Regions from separate parts of the Homo sapiens genome. Here region 2 is linked to region 1. A link is a contact called in ENCODE Hi-C or POLR2A ChIA-PET data. All regions are on one chromosome and are shown on one strand. The core of a region is the stretch at or near the end of the contact, and the rest is flanking DNA. Distances in the headings are between cores, read along the strand shown. Region 1 has its middle 16 kb from the start of PIM1. Region 2 has its middle 38 kb from the start of PIM1.

The links. Hi-C counts contacts between places; a loop is a spot of excess contacts on that map. ChIA-PET counts read pairs that join two places held with the same protein, here RNA polymerase II (POLR2A). Pooled maps may share reads with other maps.
Region 2: a pooled map shows a loop between it and region 1 (3-fold over the local background). The contact joins two enhancer-like sites. A Hi-C loop is called at or near these places in 5 of 50 pooled maps. POLR2A ChIA-PET finds 5 or more read pairs at or near these places in 19 of 52 experiments (AG04450, CD8-positive, alpha-beta memory T cell, Caco-2 and 14 more).

Annotation. Positions count from the first base shown.
Region 1 is chr6:37,150,844-37,158,404 of GRCh38, forward strand. No RefSeq gene overlaps it. Among named protein-coding and RNA genes, the nearest start is that of PIM1, 16 kb to the right of the region's middle. Within about 2 kb of position 4,773, at least 7 of the 41 ENCODE cell types and tissues checked have a DNase peak (open chromatin) inside an H3K27ac peak, as active enhancers do.
Region 2 is chr6:37,204,466-37,212,026 of GRCh38, forward strand. No RefSeq gene overlaps it. Among named protein-coding and RNA genes, the nearest start is that of PIM1, 38 kb to the left of the region's middle. RefSeq lists a silencer at 6,008-6,302. Within about 2 kb of position 3,711, at least 5 of the 41 ENCODE cell types and tissues checked have a DNase peak (open chromatin) inside an H3K27ac peak, as active enhancers do.

The sequences.
Region 1 (7,561 bases), core at 3,523-6,022:
ACTGGGACCACAAGCATGCACTTCCATGCCCAGCTAATTTTTACATTTTTGTAGAGATGGAGTTTCACCTGGGTTCAAGCAGTCCACATGCCTCTGCCTCTGAAAGTGCTGGGATCACAGGCATGAGCCATGGCACCTGGCCAGTAATCCCTACTTATACTCCTCAGTTTGAGATAATTCAATTATTCTTGGTTGTTCTTTCTTTCTTTTTTTTTTTTCTTTTTTACTTTTTTTTTTGAGATGAAGTCTCGCTCTTGTCCCCCAAGCTGGAGTGCAATGGCGCTATCATGGCTCACTGCAACCTCTGCCTCCCGGGTTCAAGCAATTCTCCTCCTTCAGCCTCCCGAGTAGCTGGGATTACAGGCGCCTGCCACCACGCCCGGCTAATTTTTGTATTTTTAGTAGAGATGGGGTTTCACCATGTTGGCCAGGCTGGTCTCAAACTCCTGACCTCAGGTGATCTGCCCACCTCGGCTTACCAAAGTGCTGGGATTACAGGTGTGAGCCACGCACCCGGCCGAACCTTCCCTTTCCCTTCCCTTCCCTTTCCCTTCTTCTCTCTCTCTCTCTCTCTCTCCCTCTCTCCCTCCCTCTCTCTCTCTCTCTTTCCTTTTCTTTCTGATGGAGCCTCACTCTGTCACCCAGGCTGGAGTGCAGTGGCGCAATCTCAGCTCACTCCTGCCTCCCAGGTTCTCCCTACCTCAGCCTCCCAAGTAGCTGGGATTACAGGTGCACGCCATCACACCCGGTTAATTTTTGTATTATTATGATTTTTTTTAAAAGAGACAGGTTTTCACCATATTAGTCAGGCTAGTCTCAAACTTCTGACCTCAAGTGATCCGCCCACCTAAGACTCCCAAAGTACTGGGATTAGAAGCATGAGCCACTGCTCCTGGCCAGTGTCATATCTTTCTATTACATTTCCGACATTCTTTTTTTTGTTTTGAGATACGGTCTTGCTCTGTCGCCCAGGCTGGAGTGCAGTGGTGCAATCTTGGGTCACTGCAGCCTCAACCTCCAAGGCTCAAGCAATCCTCCCACCTCAGCCTCCTGAGTAGCCAAGACTATAGGTGTGTGCCACCATGCCTGGCTAATTTTTGTATTTTTTGTAGAGACAGGGTTTCGCCATGTTGGCCAGGCTGGTCTCGAACTCCTGGCCTCAAGTGATCTACCTGCCTTGGCCTCCCAGAGTTTTGGGATTACAGGCATGAGCCACTGGGCTTGGCCCCTGACATTCTTTTTTTTTTTTTTTTTTTTTGAGATGAGTTTTGCTCTTGTTGCCCAGGCTGGAGTGCAGCGGTGCAATCTCGGCTCACTGCAACCTCAGCCTCTCAGGTTCAAGCAATCCTCCTGCTTCAGTCTCCTGCGTAGCTGGGATTACAGGCGCCTACCACCACGCGACGGCTAATTTTTTGTATTTTTAGTAGAGATGGGGTTTCACCGTGTTGGTCAGGCTGGTCTTGAACTCCTGACCTCAGGTGATTCACCGGCTTCAGCCTCCCAAAGTGCAGGGATTACAGGCATAAACCACTGCACCTGGCCGGGCTCTGACATTCTTATTTTGATTTATATTATCCTGGAGTCTTCAATTTTTTTTGCCTTGAAAACTATTGCCATTTTGTATGGTCTTTTAAAAAGTCACCATAGTACTATATGTGTGTTGAATTGATTCAAATATTACAGTAAAATTTCACAGTAATCCCATCTCCCAGAGAGGACCAATATAAGTAATTTAGTTAATTATCGTTTTTAAATCACCCCGTACTGAGTGCCTATGATATAATTGCCAATTATTGAGCTATATCTAGGAGAGAGCTGTTATTAGCCTCAAATTACAATGAGGAAACTGAGTCTTTAGAATTTAAAATTACACAACTCCTAAGTGGCCAAGTCAGGATTGAAACCCACCTCTGTCTGACTCCAAAACCGGTACTCATGTTGAGCATGAAAGAGTCATTTCTGGCCCCGTGCGGTGGCTCATGCCTGTAATCCCAGCACTATGGGAGGCCGAGGTGGGTGGATCACCTGAGGTCAAAAGTTTGAGACCAGCCTGGCCATCATGATGAAACCCTGTCTCTACTAAAAATACAGAAAATGAGCTGGGCATCGTGGCGGGTGCCTGTAATCCCGGCTACTCGGGAGGCTGAGGCAGGAGAATCGCTTGAACCCGGGAGGCAGAGGTTGCAGTGAACTGAAATTGCACCATTGCACCCAGCCTGAGCAACAAGAGTGAAACTCTGTCTCAAAAAAAAAAACAAAAGAGAGTAATTTCTTGAACACTTTAATAGCTAATATCTAAAGACTATTAACACTCACCCAAAAATAAGATTTTCTTGTCATAGGCTGGGCTTGGATGGGAGTTATTGGATTTCAGAGTCAGTATTTTTGTAAAATCTTTCTTTTTTCTTGAGATGGAGTTTTGCTCTTGTTGCCCAGGCTGGAGTACAACGGCGTGATCTTGGTTCACTGCAACCTCTGCCTCCCAGGTTCAAGCGATTCTCCTGCTTCGGCCTCCCACATAGCTGGGATTACAGGTGCCCGCCACCACATCCAGCTAATTTTTTTTATTTTTAGTAGAGACGGGGTTTCACCATGTTGACCAGGCTGGTCTCGAACTCCTGGCCTCATGATCCATCCACCTCAGCCTCCGAAAGTGCTGGGATTACAGGCATGAGCCACCGCGCCTGGCTCACTCCTTCCTTCCTTCCTTCATCTTTCCTTCCTTCCTTCTCTTTCCTTCCTTTTCTTTCTTTCTCTCTTTTTCTTTCTTTCTTTTTTCTTCCTCTCTCGCTTTCTTTCTTTTTTTTTTTTTTTTGACAGAGTCTTAGCCAGGCACAGTTACTCATGCTTGTAACCCCAGCACTTTGGGAGCCTGAGGCAGGCGGTCACTTGAACTTAGGAGTTTGAGATCAGCCTTGGAAACATGGTGAAACCCCATCTCTACAAAAAATACAAAAATTAGCCAGGCATGGTGGCACATGCCTGGAGCCCCTGCTACTTGGAAGGCTGAGGCAGGAGGATCACTTGAGCCTGGGGAGGTGGAGGCTGCAGTGAGCTGTGATCGCATGCCACCGCACCCCAGCTTGGGCGACAGACTGAGAATCTGTCTTAAAAAAAAAAAAAGTGAAAAACAGAGAATCTTGCTCTGTTGTCCATGCTGGAGTACAGTGGCACAATCTCAGCTCCCTGCAAATTCCACCTCCTGGGCTCAAGTGATCCTCCCTTCTCAGCTTCCAGAGTAGCTAGGACTATAGGTATGTGCCATCAGCCTGGCTAATTTTTGTATTTTTTTATAGAGACAGGGTTTTACCATGTTGCCCAGGCTGGCCTTGAACTCCTGGGCTCAAGCGATCTACCTGTCTTGGCCTCCCAAAGTGCTGGGATTACAGGTGTGAGCCACTGTGCCTGGTGTAAAATTTTTCATAAAGTGTATTAGTCTGCTAGAGCTGTCATAACAAAGGACTACACAATCTGGATGCCTTAAACAACAGAAATTAAATTTTGATCCAATTCTGGAGATTAGAAGTCCAAGGTCCTGATGTCTGTAGGGTCAGTTTCTTTTGAAGCCACTCTCCTGGGCTTGTAGACAGGTGTCTTCTCAGGGGTAGAGCATTTGACTGCAGATGGCTGTCTTCTCCTCCCTGTATTTTCTTTTTTTTTTTTTTCCCCTTTGTTATTGTTGTTGGAGACAGGGTCTTACTCTATCCCAGGCTGGAGTGCGGTGGTACAATCATGACTCACTACACTCTCGAACTCCTAGGCTCAAGCAATCCTCCCACTTCAGCCTCCTGAGTAGCTGGGACTACAGGTGCATACCACCATGCCTGGTTATTTTAAAAAATATCTATTTTTTGGTAGAGACCGGGGTCTCACTATGTTCCCCAGGATGGTCTTGAACTCCTGGCCTCAAGCAATTTTTTTTTTTTTTTTTTTTTTTTTTTAGACAGAGTCTTGCTCTGTCGCCCAGGCTGGAGTGTAGTGGTGTGATCTCGGCTCACTGCAACCTCTGCCTCCTGGGTTCAAGTGATTCTCCTGCCTCAGCCTCCCAAGTAGCTGGGATTATAGGTGCCCACCACAACATCCAGCTAATTTTTTTGTATTTTTAGTAAAGATGGGCTTTTACCATGTTGGCCAGGCTGGTCTCGAACCCCTGTCCTCACGTGATCCGCCCGTCTTGGCCTCCCAAAGTGCTGGGATTACAGGCATAATCCACCACACCCAGCCTCATCTCCTCTTCTTATAAGGATACCAGTCATATTGCATTAGGGTCTACACATATGACCTCATTTTACCCTAATTACTTCTTAAAGGCCCTATCTCCAAATACAGTTATATTTTCTGAGGTACTAGGGAGTTAGGACTTTTACATGAATTTTGGGGGACACAATTCAATCCGTTACATAAAGTAAACCTAAAAGTATTAATCATCATATGAAAAGAGTAGGATAATGGGATGTTGGTTTTCTGCCGAGCCATATTCACTCCTGTGGTTCAGTTTTAGAAATATTTATTAATATCCACTGTGTTCAAGTCTTGATGCTAGGGAAACAAAAACTGCAAGGACACAGGCTCTGCCTTCCAGGAGTTCACAGACTCTCTGGAGAGCCATGAGACAGACCATGGGTTCTGAAACCCCAAGGTACACTGGAGTCGCCTGGAGTGCTTATCAAAACACAGATCGCTGGGCTCCACCCCCGGAGTTTCTGATTCAGTGGGCAGGCAGTGGGCCCGATAATTTGCATTTCTGACAAGTTTCCAGGTGCTGCTGGTCCGAAGACCACACACTTTCAGAACTACCGAACTAGACATATCAAGAGCACGTGTGATGTGTATGATTGAGGTGGCACAGGTGCACAGAGACGAGACCATTTTCTGTTTTCATGCTAAAGCAGTTGAGGAGACAACTGGGAAAGTCCCTCTGCACCTGAAAATTCCCCAGGAAAAGTTCTAGTTAGCATTTAGACCTTGAACTTGTAAACATATTACAGCAAAAAATATGCATTGCCTATGCCATTAATTTGCCACTTGGTAAATACTACCTTTCGTTACTAATTATATCTCTATAAGAACCTAGGGTAACAATAAAGTCTGAGTTCACTATCCTTGTTCTGCAAATGCTATGAGAACTTTGGCAAATTACTTCCTGTCTCTGAGATTTGGTTTTGGTCATCTGTAAAATAGAGATTAGGACAGTCAAGGTGGTTTGCACCTGTAGTTCTAGCACTTTGGGAGGCCAAGGTGGGAGGATTGCTTGATGCCAGGATTTTGAGACTAGCCTGGGCAACAGAACAAGACCCCCATCTCAAATTATATTTAAAAATGTTTTTGAGACAGGTTCTCACTCTGTTGCCCAGGCTGGAGTGCAGTGGTGTGATCATAGCTCACTGCAACCTCAAGCAATCCTCCCACCTCAGCCTCCTGAGAGGCTGGGACCACAGTCGCATGCCACTACGCCTTGCTAATTTTTAAAAAATTTTGGGGGCTGGATGTGTTGGTTCAGGCCTGTAATCGTAGTACTTTGGGAAGCTGAGGCTGGTGGATCACTTGAGCTCAGGAATTTGAGACCAGCCTGGGCCACATGGCAAAACTCTGTCTCTACAAAAAATACAAAAATTAGCTGGTCATTGTGGCATGTGCCTGTAGTCCCAGCTACTTGGAAGGCTGAGGTGAGAGGATCACTCGTGCCCGAGAGGTTGAGACTGCAATGAGCCGAGGTTGTGCCACTGCACTCCAGCCTGGGCGACAGAGTGAGACTGTCTCAAAAAAACAACACACATACCCACACACCAACTCCACACACAAATTTTAGGTAGATACAGGGTCTCACTCTTGCCCAGGCTGGTCTCAAACTCCTGGGTTCAGCATTCCTCCTGCCTCGGCCTCCCAAAGTGCCGGGATTACAAGTGTGAGCCACTATGCCTGGCCTATATGTGATTCCTTAAGCAGGAATTAGGACCATATCTTTTGCCTCTGTATATAACTCCATGTATTTAGCACAGTACTTTAAACATAGTAGCTGTTCAGTAAAGGTTTATTAATTAATTGACCAAATCAGTCAGTATCACTGCAAGATACAAAAGATTCTTATGGGCCAGGTGAAGTGGCTCACGCCTATAATCCCAACACCTTGGGAGGTCGAGGCGGGCGGATCACGAGGTCAGGAGTTAGAGACCAGCCTGACCAACATGGTGAAACCCCATCTCTACTAAAAATACAAAAATTAGCTGGGCGTGGTGGCAGGTGCCTGTAATGCCAGCTACTCAGGAGGCTGAGGCAGGAGAATAGCTTAAACCCGGGAGGTGGAGGTTGCAGTGAGCCAAGATTGCGCCACTGCACTCCAGCCTGGGCGACAGATTGAGACTCCAACTCAAGAAAAAAAAAAAAAGATTCTTATCTTACTGCTATAAAGATTGTAGTTTCCCTTTAAGCTAAGGCTAACCCTTACCCCATATGCCTGGCCACTAAAAGCTCTCATTTTTAGCAGCCATTCTTCTTTGACACTACTCACCTACATGGTCAACTTTTAACATTGTTCCAATCACCATTCATTTCTTTTGCACACATATTGAAGGAAATTATCCATGAACTCTATTGTCTTTCCATTCATTACCTTACATCCTGATTGTATTTAATCTGGCTCAGAGCCCTCCATGCTCTGAGTGTGAACTCTAACACACAAAGAGCTACCCCATACATTGTCCCCCAATTAGGGCTTGTGTCTGTCTGATCTGTAGACCTTGGGCAAGTTATTTACCTTCTTGGGTAAAATAATAAGATAACTAAAGAAAAAAAGTGTCATACAGATATAAATAACATGTACAAATGTGTATGTGCCATATATATGCCCCATAAAGTGATTAGTTAGAATAGTTCTTAGCACATAGTAATTGCTCAGTTAATATTATATATTATCTCTACAAATTAGACTATATCTATTTCTCTAGGTCTTTGACTTAGGAATCTGGCAATCTTAATTTATAGAAGCACTTTTCTGAAAGAGGTAAAAATTTTCTTTGAAATCTCTCTATATATTTTTTATTTATTTTATTTTTTTGAGACGGAGGGAGCCCCAGGCTGGAGTGCAGTGGTGCAATCTCTGCTCACTGCAAGCTCTGCCTCCCGGGCTCACGCCATTCTCCTGCCTCAGCCTCCCCAGTAGCTGGGACTACAGGCGCCCGCCACCACGCCCGGCTAATTTTTTGTCCTTTTAGTTGAGACGGGGTTTCACTGTGTTAGCCAGGATGGTCTCGATCTCCTGACCTCGTGATCCGCCCGCCTCGGCCTCCCAAAGTGCTGGGATTACAGGCATGAGCCACTGCACCCTGCCTATTTTTTTATTTTTTATTTTTTTGAGACGGAGTCTCGCTCTGTGGCTCAGGCTGGAGTGCAGTGGCGCGATCTCGGCTTACTGCAAGCTCTGCCTCCCAGGCTCACGCCATTCTCCTGCCTCAGCCTCCCCAGTAGCTGGGACTACAGGCGCCCGCCACCACGCCCGGCTAATTTTTTGTCTTTTTAGTTGAGACGGGGTTTCACTGTGTTAGCCAGGATGGTCTCAATCTCC
Region 2 (7,561 bases), core at 2,461-4,960, 53 kb after region 1:
ATACTGCATGTTCTCCCTTATGAGTGGGAGCTGAACACTGAGTACATATGGACACGAAGAAGGAAACAGCAGACATTGGGGCCTACTAGAGGGTGGAAGGTTGGAGAAGTGTGAGGCTCACAAAACTGTGGAATCCAGCCAGGTGCAGTGACTCATACCTGTAATCCCAGCACTTTGAGAGGCCGAGGCCAGCAGATCACTTGAGGTCAGGAGTCCAAGACCATCCTAGCCAACATGGTGAAACCCTTTCTCTACTAAAAATAAAAAAATTAGCCGGGCATGGTGGTGAGTGCCTGTAATCCCAGCTACTCAGGAGGCTGAGGCAGGAGAATCGCTTGAACCCGGGAGGTGGAGGTTGCAGTGAGCTGAGATCGCACCCCTGGACTCCAGCCTGGGCTACAGAGTGAGACTCCATCTCAAAAAAAATGGAAAGAAAAAGAAAAGAAATCTGCACACGTGCCCTTGAACCTAAAATAAAATTTAAAAAAATAATAATAAAAGAGGTGTAAAACAAAACAAAAAATCCCTTGTTAATGAAGCAAAATATGATCAGAGGCATTTGTAAAAACTATTTCCTAGGGAATAAAATCATCATTTATTCAGGGGAAAAAAGTAAGCATTTAAATGAGTCCCTCTTTTACTAATAGCTGGTGAGAGGACAACATGGGAGGGAGGCTGGGAGCGCTTCCCTGTGCATCTTCCCTGTGTGTCTGGGAGTCAGGGGCTCAGTCCTTGTCTCCAGGCAGCCTCCTCCAGGGCTGGCTCCCAGGGCCCTTCATAAAACACTTGGTGGGTGGAGAGAGGGATGCAGTGGGGGCTGGGGGGAAGCAAAGCTTTAGTCCACGTGTACAGACCAACAGTCAGAAGACACTGAGGAGGCCAGGCACAGTGGTTCACGCCTGTAATCCCAACACTTTGGAAGGCAGAGCCCGGAGGATCACATGAGCCCAGAAGTTCAAGACAAGCCCAGGCAACATAGCGAAACCCCGTCTCTACAAAAAAATACAAAAATTAGCCAGGCGTGGTGGCATGCGCCTGTAGTCCCAGCTAATCAGGTGGCTGAAGCGGGATCACTTGAGTCTGGTGCCACTGCACTCCAGCCTGGGTGACACAGCAAAAACATTTTAAAAATTAAAAAAAAAAAAAAGACTGAAGAAAGGTAGCAATCCATGTGGGGAGGACTAGGGGAAAGGAGGCCAGGGAAATGGAGAGTGAAAGCTGTGAGGTGAAAAGAAGTAAACCTCATGGAAACATTGATACATCCTGAACCAATGGGGGGAAACTGACAGAGAATGAAGTTTATTCTCCATGGGACACTATTGCTAGAAATGACTTGGAGTTAAAGGCAGCCACAGCCAGGTGGGAAAGTTGCTGAAGAAATATTTGGTGGTTAGACACCTAAGAGCCGAGGCCGTGGGAAAGCGGAGACCCTCTTCGATCTGGGGAAGTTCCATGCCTGCTTGCTTCCTCTTGACACTATCGTCCCCTGCACACAGCCCCTCCTGTCACCCTAGGTGGAAATGACTGAAAAAAGCTTACAGATCTGCTATCCCAGGGGTACCTGCACCTTCTCAGGCTCCCAACTTTCCTTTTCCTCCCTCCTTTCTTTTTTCTTTTTCTTTTCTTTCTTTTCTTTTTTTTTTTTGACACAGGGTCTCACTGTCACCCAGGCGGAGTGCAGTGGCGCAATCTTGGCTCAATGCAACCTCTGCCTCCTAGGCTCAAGTGATCCGCCCACTTCAGACTTCCAAGTAGTGGGGATACAGGTGCGCACCACCAGCCAAACTATGTTTGGCTAATTTTAATTTTTATTTTTATTTTTTTGAGACAAAGTCTTGCCCTGTCACCCACACTGGAGTGCAGTGGAGTGATCTCAGCTCACTGCACCCTCCCGGGTTCCAACGATTTTCCTGCCTCAGGCTCCCGAGTAGCTGGGCTACAGGCGCCCAGCACCACGCCCAGCTAATTTTTGTATTTTTTGGTAGAGACGGGGTTTTGCCATGTTGGCCATGTTGGTCTCGAACTCCTGAACTCAAATGATCTGCCCGAACTCAAAGTGCTGGGATTACAGGCTTGGCATGAGCCACCGCGCCCGGCCTAATTTTTAAATTTTTTGTAGAGATGAAGTCTTACTGTATTGCCCAGGCTGGTCTTGAACACCTGGGCTCAAGCCATCCTCCCGCCTCAGCTTCCCAAAGTGCTAGGATTACAGGCGTGAGCCACTGCACCCAGCCTTCTTCCCCTCCTTTCTAAGGGCTAAATCATGCTATCTTCCAGGACTCGGCTTAAAGGTTTTCTCCTCCAGGAAGACTTCCCTGACTCTCCACCTCCAAGGCCCCCTCCTGCGGCCCCCAGTGCTTCCTCTAGCACCTATCGTCCTGGGTCCAGATAGCCTAAGTGGCTTGGCCCCTCGCTAGGCTGGGAGCCCCTTGGAATGTGGGCTGTGTCTTGCTTCCCCAGGTATTCCTCAATTCCTAATTCACGGTCTGCAACACAGTAATAAACTGTATGAAGAAAAGTAGGACGGAAGGCTGGGGGATCTTCACGGACTGAAAGTGTCAGGGGTGGGTGACAGCCCTTAAGAGTGTTGCTCTTCCCGGGGACACCTGCACTGTTAGAAAGACTTGTTTTCCACTTGGTGAGATGGAGCTGGGAGATGAGGTGGTGATTCTAGTGGCAGCAGTTGGTGTAAGGGAACAGGACTGGGAAAGGAGGAAAGGAATAAGGGGCTGAAATCGTATCCTTTGTCGGTATTTTCCTACCTGTGTCTAGATTCTTCACCAGAGACTGCAGAATTGAATGAGAGAAGAAAGGAGTAGGAACAGGAGGCTGAAAGAACAGTAATAATTTGCCTCTCATAGGCCGGGCGTGGCGACTCATGCCTGTAATCTCAACACTTTGGGCAGATCACCTGAGGTCAGGAGTTCAAGACCAGCCTGGCCAACTTGGTGAAACCCCATCTCTACTAAAAATACAAAAATTAGCCCAGAGTGGTGGTGGGCACCTGTAGTCCCAGCTACTCAGGTGGATGAGGTAGGAGAATCGCTTGAACTCAGGAGGCGGAGGTTGCACTAAGCCACAATGGTGCCACTGCACTTCAGCCTGGGCGACAGAGACTCTGTCTCCAAAACAAAAACAAAACTGAGAGTCTATGTCCATTCATTCCACAAATCTTTATCAAGCACCTGCTACATGCTGGGCATTGAACTAGGTGCTGGGAAAACATCAGTGAAGTAAATATGGTGCCCACATTTTTGGAGGGTGGTGGGAGAGGCAACTGTATAGAGTAAGTCAGGTGATAGTACATGTTATGAAGAAATGTAGCACAGTAAGTGGGAAAGAGACACATGGGATGGTAGGGAGGGGCTGTTTCACACCCATTGGTAGGGAAGGCCTCTCTGATGCCTTCTGAGCAAGAAAGGAAGCTGGTGAATAGCTGGAGTAAGAATATTCTAGGCGGAAGGCACAGTGAGTGCAAAGGCCCCGAGGCTGGAGTGTGCTGTCTGTGTTAGGGTGAACGAAAGGAAGACAGCATGGCTGCAGCAGAGGGAGGCGGAGAGAACAAAATGGTTAGAAAGCAGATCAGAGGGTGACAAGGGACTGGGTTATTTAGCAGCTGGCATGCCGTGGTAAAGACTTGGGATTTCTACCCTGAGTGTGGTGGGGAGCCCTGGCAGGTGAGGACCGGAGTAGAGGAGGGACTTGATCTGACTCAGGTTTCAACAGGAGCCCTCTGGTGGCTGGGCGGAGAACTGACTGTAAAGGGAACACAGTGGCATGGGGAGGCCAGTCAGGAACTGCTACTGCAATAGCCTGGGCAAGAGATGGTGATGGCCTGGGCCAGGGAGGTGGCAGGGGAGGTTATATGAAGTGGTTGGATATGGATCTATATTGAAGGGTGGGCTGATGGGGAGTGGTGAGGAGTTAGATTCAGGCTGAGAGAAAGAGAGGACCTAAGGATGCCTGCTGGGTCTTTAACTTGAGCAATGGAAGGGTAGAGGTGGCAAAGACTGGGGGTTAGGGCAAGGTATACGGGAGAAAATCAGGAGTGTGGATTGGGATACACTCCCCAATTTTTATTTATTTATTTATTTATTTATTTATTTATTTGAGATGGAGTTTTGCTCTTGTTGCCCAGGCTGCAGTATAGTGGCGCGATCTCAGCTCACTGCAACCTCCACCTCCCAGGTTCAAGCAATTCTCCTGCCTCAGCCTCCTGAGTAACTGGGATTACAGGCACCTGCTACCATGCCCGGTTAATTTTTGTATTTTTAGTAGAGAGGAGGTTTCACCATGTTGGCCAGACTGGTCTTGAACTCCTGACCTCAGGTGATCCACCCGCCTCAGCCTCCCAAAGTGCTGTCATTACAGGCGTGAGCTACCATGCCCGGCTACATTCCCACATTTTAAGAAAATTAAAAAAAAAAATTTTTTTACATCAGTTGGATGCGGTGGCACACCTGTATTCCCAGCTACTCAGGAGGCTGAGGTGGGAGGATCGCTTGAGCCTGGAAGTTCAAGGCTCCAGTGAGCTATGATTGCACGACTGCATTCCAGCCTGGGTGACAGAGTGCAACCCTGTCTCTAAAAATCAAATAAAAGTAGAGACATCCTGAGTGAGACCCTGAGAGAATCTGAGTCAGAGAACCAGGTGAGCTGTGTCTGGACTCCTGACCGCAGAAACTAAGACAGAATAAATGTACTGTCTTAAGCTGCTAATTTTGGGGTAATTTGTTATGCAGTAATAGATAACTAGTACATGTCACATCTCTACAAAAATGTCTCTACAACAGTAACCACCCCAAAACATATCCTGACTGGGTATGGTGGCTCATGCCTATAATCTCAGCACTCTGGGAAGCCAAGGTGGGAGGATAGCCTGAGGCCAGGAGTTCAAGACCAGCCTGGGCAACATAGGGAGACCCCATATTGTATTTAAAAAAAAAAAAAAGAGTTGTGTAGGGGAGGATCTGCTTCCAAGCTCCCTCATGGGGCTGTTGGTAGGATTCCGTTCCTCACGGGCTCTTGGTTAGTGACCTCTGCTCCTGGCAGTGTGAGCCTTTCCATAAAGATACTTTCAACATGATAGCCAGCTTCCCTCAGAGAGCGGGCAGCACTGACGTCATCGTCTTCTGTAACCTAACCTTAGAAAGGACAACCCATCGCTTTTGCTATGTTCTCTTTGCTAGAAGAGGATCACTGGGTCCTGCCCACATCTAAGAAGAGGTGATGAATGTGAATATCAGTTCGCAGAGATCTCTGGGAACCATGTTAGAGCTGGCTACCACATCAAGGAAGCAACTGCATAAACAAAGCCAGGGTTTAGGGGAGAAGTCCAGGCTGAAGATGTATATGGGGCTTATTAGTGATGGGTCTGGACCAGGTGAGCTGGGAGTGAGTGAGACAGAGAACAAGACCAAGGACTGTGCCAAGGGCACTCCGGTGTTTGGAGGTCAGGAAGATGAGGAGAGGCCAGCAAAGGAGACTGAGGAGAAGGGGCCAGTGCGGCAGGGGAGGGATGGAGACGGAGGCAGAGGGGCTACCAGAGAAACCTGTTGGCAGGAGAGAGGGATCAGCAGTCAAAAGCCACTGCAGGACAGGTCAGCAAAGGTGGAGAACTGACCACCGGCTTGAGCAGTGTGGAGATCACCTTGACAAGAGCAGTCCCAGTGGGGCGGTGGGGGTGAAACCTAACTGGATGGGTTCTAGAAAGAACAGGAGACCAGGAAGTAAAGGCAGAAGCAACCATGCTTTTGAGGAGTCTTGTATAGAGGATAGCACAACCTTGCGTTTGAGTGTCTTAAACTTTCTCAACTAAAGTAACTCTCAGCTGAGGTGATTCCTGGAACTCTGCTTCTGCCTACACTTCTTCAACACACAGGTCTCCAGTTCCCCAATGTTGCCCAGGTCTACCTCCCACCGTAGCGACCTCAACCGGGATGGGGAATCAGAACCCAGAAGTTGGCCCATGTTTTATATTTTGTGTTTTGGTACTAGCAAGTCACAATCAGACAAGGCATGCCTTGTGAGACTGGGGCAGAGACACACACATTAGCTCCCAGTCATCAGCTGGAAGCTCCATAAATCCTGAACAGCCACCCTTGGAGGATCTGGTTTAGGGGCCAACAGCTCTAAGCAAAAGCTTATTACTGACTGCCATCTTGTGGTCATTTGGGGAACTGGCCTAGGTTTAAATCCGTGGTGGAAAGAGTTGAGTGAATTGTAGGATAGTACCTGGCACTGAGTGTTCAGTAAAAGCCAGCGACTGTCATTACTATGCTCATGGTTTGGAAGAGTATGGCCAAAACAAACAAACAAACATGTCTCTTGACTTCACTCCCAACATTTTTCAAGGGAAAAGGAACTACCCTAAAAGGAGGTGTTCCTTTTTGTCTTGGTAAAAGTAAGAATGAATCAGGGAGCCGACTTTCGTGTATGAAGTCAGATGATGAGATGCAAGTCCTGCTTTTGCTACCATGTGACCTTGATCTCATCACTGAAGCCCAGTGAGTCTCAGTTTCGTCAAACCATAAAACAGGAGCATTAGGATGAAGACTGCACAACTGGTGAATGTGAAGAGTTCTCAGGAAAAGCGGCACTCCTAGTTCAAGGCAGGGGCCTGCTGGCTCTCAACACAGAGCTTGTTGCTTTACAATAGTGTCTCTCAACTAGGGGCAACTTTGCCCCCCCACCACCCCCACCCCATGGGATGTTTGACAATGCCTGGAGATATTTTGGGGGGTTCTTTTTGTTTTTCAAAGGGTTGGTCCTTGTTTTTGTTTTGTCTGTTTGTTTGAGACAGAGTCTCGCTCTGTCACCCAGGCTGCAGTGCAGTGGCGCGATCTCGGCTCACTGCAAGCTCCACCTCCCAGGTTCAGGCCATTCTCCTGCCTCAGCCTCCTGAGTATCTGGGACCACAGGCACCCGCTACCATGCCTGGCAATTTTTTTGTATTTTTAGTAGAGACGGGGTTTCACTGTGTTAGCCAGGATGGTCTCGATCTCCTGACCTCTTGATCTGCCTGCCTCGGCCTCCCAAAGTGCTGGGATTACAGCCGTGAGCCACCGAACCCGGCCCTGTTTGTGTGTGTGTGTGTGTGTGTGTGTGTGTGTGTGTGTTTGTGTTTTTGAGATGGAGTCTCACTCTGTCCCCCAGGCTGGAGTGCAGTGGCACCATCTCAGCTCACTGCCACCTCCGCCTCCTGGGTTCAAGTGATTCTCCTGCCTCAGCCTCCCGAGTAGCTGGGATTACAGGCACCCACCACCACGCCCGGCTAATTTTTGTATTTTTAGTAGAGAGCGGGTTTCACCATGCTGGCCAGTCTTGTCTTGAACTCCTGACCTCAAGTGATCCACCTGCCTTGGCCTCCCAAAGTGCTGGGATTACAGGCGTAAGCCACCATGCTGGGCCGATAGGCTAGTCTTGAGCCAGCCATACATAGTTATTGAAATGGAAATTAGCTAAAAAAGAATAAAATTTAAAATTTGATTACTGGGTTGTAATAGCCACATTTCCAAGTGCTCAGTCGCCACACATGGCTAGTAGCCAGCACAGATAGAGG